Linked DNA regions of Homo sapiens: region 1 is linked to region 2. A link is an interaction called in ENCODE POLR2A ChIA-PET data of the cell type or tissue named here. Cell type or tissue: HepG2. All regions are shown on one strand.

Region 1 (2,500 bases), 730 kb before region 2:
AATCCCTTATGGAACCTATTGTTTGCAGGATGAAGTCTCAGATCCTCCCTTGGAACCTGGATGTGCCTGGGTCCCACCCTGCCTGCCTCTCACCTGGTCTCCTGACCCTCTCCAGCTTTTCCTAAGGTTGCCTAGAGCTGGGGGGCTTCTCCTGAGCCCACCCACAGGGCTGCAGCTCCCCCACATGTTGCTGGAGCTGTTTCCTTTCCTTTACATAATTTCTTATTCTTTTTCTCCACCTGAATAACTACATACTTATCCTTCAGGATGCACGTGTGTGTGTGTGTGCATGTGTGTATACATGTGCTGCATGCTTCCCTAAAAGAGAAGAGAAATGCTTCCAGTGACAATGAAACAGTGGCAGTGGGACAGAGCAGAAAGCTGGGGTCAGCCCCAGGGACTTCTCCACTGCCACCTCCTCTTGTGTAATTTAGGGGTGTATTAGTCTGCTAGGGCTGCCATAACAAGAAGCCACCAGCTGTGTGGCTTAAGCAACAGAAATGTATTTTTTCACCATGCTGGAGGCTGGAAGCCCAAGATCAAGGTGTTGCAAGGTTGGTTTCTCCTAAGGCCTCTCTCCTTGCCTTGCAGATGCTGCCTTCTCCCTGTATCTTCACGTGGTCTGTGTGTGCCTGTGTCCTAATATCCTCTTCTTATAAGGACTCCAGTCATATGGGATTAGGCCCCCGCAACAACTCCATCTTACCTTAATCACCTCTTTAAAGGTCTTCCCTCCAAATGCAGTCTCATTCTGTGAAATGGGGATCAAGATTTCAACACATGGATTTTGTGGGACAAGTTCAGCCCACACTGGGAAGCGGTCCTTTCTCCAACCTGGCCTCAGTTGCTCTTTCCCTCTGTAATAGGACTGTTGGGGGCTCATGACAGTAATCTTGTGGGTCCTCTGCTGCTTTCAATTTTCTGGAAGAAGAGTCAGGCAAGGTGAACCCAGAGCTGAAGCCATTCCATCCTTTTGCTGTTCTGTCAGAAAATGAGCCAGGCGTGTCAGACAGGCTTATCTGTGTGGTGCCTGAGTCCTCACTCTGCTTTCTTTTCCCTCTCTCGCAGAGAGAGATAGAGGAGCGAACCAGAGGAGGTGGGAGGTGAAAATGCCCAGATCCCTATATGGTCCACAAAGCAGGGGACCCAGCATTGAAAGGCTTAGAACAAAGAGAGCGAGTGGAGGGAAGAGGATAAGGGCACTAGTGTGAGTGTCCAGGCCTCCAGATAACAAGAAAAGCCATTTGACCCACAGTGGCTGGGGAAGTTAAGTGGCCTCTCAGGAGGGGCCGGGGGCCTCTCCTTCCTTCCCTCTAGTCTTTAGGGATGGCTCCAGCACATGCCACTGTCAACACAAGAGATAATAACTGCTCACTTCTGGGGTATCCCACTGGGGTGCCCAGGGTTGCAGGGCCCAGCCTGCAGACATCTCTTTTTGTGGGTCTCTGAGTCATCCTCCAGATGTCTGCCCTGGAGAAAATCAGGCATGGAGCCCAGGGGCTGCGGTGTGCACTTTGGAACAGGAAACATCTAACATTGCTTAAAAAAATAAAAGACTCTGCTGTGTTTACTTTTGAAACAACTTGCCAGCCCATCCTGGCAAACTGGAAGGCAGAATAACTTAATGGTTTTGGAGCAGATAGAACTCTGGTGTCCAAGTTCAAGTCCAGCTCTAGAGTCATGCTCCTTACAGTGGCCCAAGGACTGAGTGTGGATTCTGTCACGAACAGTATTTATGTGGTCATAGTCACAAATGCTCTTTAGTGATTTTCCTCTGTAAACACCCAGGTGTGGACAAGGGCATAGAACGCTCCACTATTGTTATCACAAAGGAACGGCTAAGCTGGCACTTTGCAGAGGTGCTCTCCAGTGAGAAGCGTGGCTGACCCTTCCCCAGGCTTGGACAGGCCCCCAACCCATATGCCCCTTCTGTAGGTCTCCACCTGCAGCTGTGGAGGCTTCACACAGAATGCAGTTCACATTTGGGGTTGTCACAGGTACACATTGTGATGGGATTTGCTATGTGCTTGGAGAAAGGAACAGCTTGTACTAATTCTGCAAGGTATCCATGGGCTGTGAGGTGCTGAGTAGACCTCAGGGGCAGTGACACCTGGTTACTCACATGCTTCCCTCTGCACTGGGAGCCCACCGGGCGCCAGCCAAGTCTGAAAAGCTTGTGGTGGGTCCCAGCTTGTACACAAGGCCTGGCACAAGATAGACATCAATGTGATGAAAGAAAGGAACTAGTGGAGATCTGGGGATGAGAAGAGTCCCTGGAGGGAGTGCAGGGAGAGCAGGTGAGCGGGGCTGAAGGCAGAGAGGAGGAGAGGAGAGCTGGCCTGCAGGTCACAAGAGCGTGAGCTGTCACCGGAGCCAGCAGGCATGCAACCTTCAGCAAGGCCTCAGCCTCTGCGCCCTCAGGTTTCCTCATCAGAGCACGAGGGCAGGAACAGCAACTCCAGCAAGGACTCTTGTCAGAGAAGTGATTGAATTGATATTT
Region 2 (2,500 bases):
TCTCCTGCTGGACTAAGCATACCACAGCCATGAGCCCAGTGCCTGGCCCAACCGGTAACCACAGAAGACCAGGTGGGCCTCGGAGAAGCGGCCAGGAGCCGCCCCCCAAGGAGGGTGGGCCTGCCGCTCCCAGCAGAGCTGCCTGAACATTGAGACCAGAGGCAAACAGAGCAGGGGACAGAGGAGGGACTCGGTGCGAGTCCGTGTTGTTTCAACCTGGCATGCTCTGCATCCAGGAACACGAACCCCAAAAGTGGGAGGACTGAGCAGAAAGCGGTGACCCGTTGGCCTGGATATCAAAGGGCTTTACAGCCTCCCATGAGCGCCCCACTGATCCTCTTCCGCCTTGGGTAAATTGAGGAGCCATACTCCTGGCTCCCCACACTCTCCTCCTCCCGCCAGGTGGCATTCCTCAGTCTCGGCAGGCAGAATCCTGCTGGCTATGGTTGGAGGGAGCTTGTGGGAGTGACCTCACGCCCCTTAGTACAAAGTGGCTGACTGGACACTGGCAAAGCTGCCAGGGCCAAGTTGGGGGAAGGAGTCACCTCTTTGCATTGATCACCTGACATCTATCAGGCACTAAGCCGTGCATTTCAGACTCCAATCCAAGCAATTTTCTCCAATCCAAGCAATGACTGTGAGTTGTAACTTATTCTGCCCCTTCCACAGATGAGAAAACACAGCTTGGATGAGTTAAGTACTTGCCACTTGTATGTAATAACACACAGAACTGGGATTTCCATCCGGCTCTCATTTCTCTGTTGCCATTTTTTTTATGCAAACCAGCACTCTCTCTACAGTGTTCCTCAAATGCCCCTCTGACCGCTGACCCTCTGTTTGTCTAAAGAGTGCAAAACAAAAGGCATCAAAATAGCTCTCCACATGCCAAACAGGTGCAGGTCAGGGAAGAAGCTGAGTTCCCAAGACCCTTTCCTGCCATCTGCTGGTCGTCTGCCACAAGCCCCCTGCAAATTGGCCAACATGACGTGTCACGTAAGTGGAGCCCATGCCTGTCCTACAGAGTGCTCAATGCAGGCATCAGCCTGGAGTCGAACACCCCTTCCCAGGCCCAGGGCAGGAAGCACTTCTTCCCCAGCCAGTGATTCACTGAGCACCCATGACACGCTTGGTATCAGTTAGCTCACTACGGTCCTCATGACCACTGTGTGCAGGAGATAATGAGGAAACTGAGACTCAGAGAGATTGGGTGACTATGCTATGAACTAGAAAATGAAAGACTGAAACTCAGGATCTGACCTGGGCCTCCATCCGTGGTTGGTTGGTTGGTTTGACTTACATTACTTACATTCTGTGTGCCTCAGTTTCCTCTATGTAAAGTGGGGATAACAAGAGTACCTTCTCATAGGACTGCTGCAATGATTAAACAAGCAAATGAATGCTGGGTGCTGATAATAGGACATGGCGAAAACCAAATAAATGGCCATTTGCCTGCACATCACACATATACTCACATACACTCACATATTCACACGTGCACATTCACACACATACACACACACTTACACACACACTCACACACATATATGCACATATATACTCACACTCACATATTCACACATGCACATTCACACACATACACTCACACACACACACTCACACACATCCACATATATAATCACACTCACATTCACACATACATTCACACATGAACTTACATACACACCCACATACACACATACATACACTCACACACTCACATATATACTCACATATACACATACACTCACACACTCACACATGTACACACACACATACACTCACACATACATGCACTCACAAGCCTACACACACACACGTGTCCACACATGCACGCACGCAGGCTGGAAAGCAGTGGGTAGCAGGAAACCGCGCACCACCTAGAGCTGGCTGCCTCCACCTGGTCTCTAGGCCCTCACTGTCCAGCATGTATCCTTGAGTGAACTACACAGGCCACTGAGCCTCACTGTCCTCCTCTGTAAAATGGAGAGAGTGGGACTCCTGTGCCACAGGCCTGCTGGAAGGGCCGGGACGTGTGCAACATGGTGTGGAAGCTCTGAAGTGCTCTGTAAGTTTTGACTCTTCAGTTAGGCTGACACTGCAGGGGGATGTGGCCCACTAGCATCATCTGTCCTCGCCCCAGGTGAGCCAGCAGGGCAGCTGGAACCTGGAGAGAGTGGGAGACTCGGTGTCCGCCTCCTGTGAACCAAGGGACTGGTGGCACGTTAATGTGGGCAGTCGCCCATGAAGCACAGCGGAGCCCCAGAGCCCTCCATCCATTGCTCAGAAAACATAACCGCCTCTTCTCACCTGCCTAGATCCAAGTGCTCTGTCCCCTTTCCCCGGCCCCATATCTCCATGATCGCCCCTCCCACCCCCCACCCCCAGAATCGAGGGATGGAGTGCTGGTAGCTTCAGTGCAAGGCTCTTCCCTGCTCTCTAGAAGAGGCATTTCAGCATTGGACGAAGGGCCCCCTTCAGCTTGAGACACCAGGCGATGGAA

The links. Peaks named below come from ENCODE experiments on the same cell type or tissue, not always from the same donor. Only the 100,000 strongest peaks of a DNase experiment are listed, where the experiment ranks them.
Region 1: POLR2A ChIA-PET joins it to region 2 with 5 read pairs; 1 of 35 experiments calls an interaction of 5 or more read pairs at or near these places.

What each region holds. Positions count from the first base shown.
Region 1 is chr10:44,194,170-44,196,669 of GRCh38, forward strand. No RefSeq gene overlaps it. Among named protein-coding and RNA genes, the nearest start is that of LINC02881, 97 kb to the right of the region's middle. RefSeq lists enhancers at 1-337, 2,018-2,187 and a cis regulatory region at 2,103. In HepG2, no CTCF peak of the experiment used is centred here; a DNase peak (open chromatin) is centred at 1,522; H3K4me3 peaks cover 425 bases.
Region 2 is chr10:44,924,425-44,926,924 of GRCh38, forward strand. The region is part of intron 1 of TMEM72 (transmembrane protein 72); the gene reads left to right. The region is part of intron 1 of TMEM72-AS1 (TMEM72 antisense RNA 1); the gene reads right to left. Among named protein-coding and RNA genes, the nearest start is that of TMEM72, 14 kb to the left of the region's middle. In HepG2, a CTCF peak has its summit at 949 (motif pointing left); a DNase peak (open chromatin) is centred at 967; H3K27me3 peaks cover 205 bases.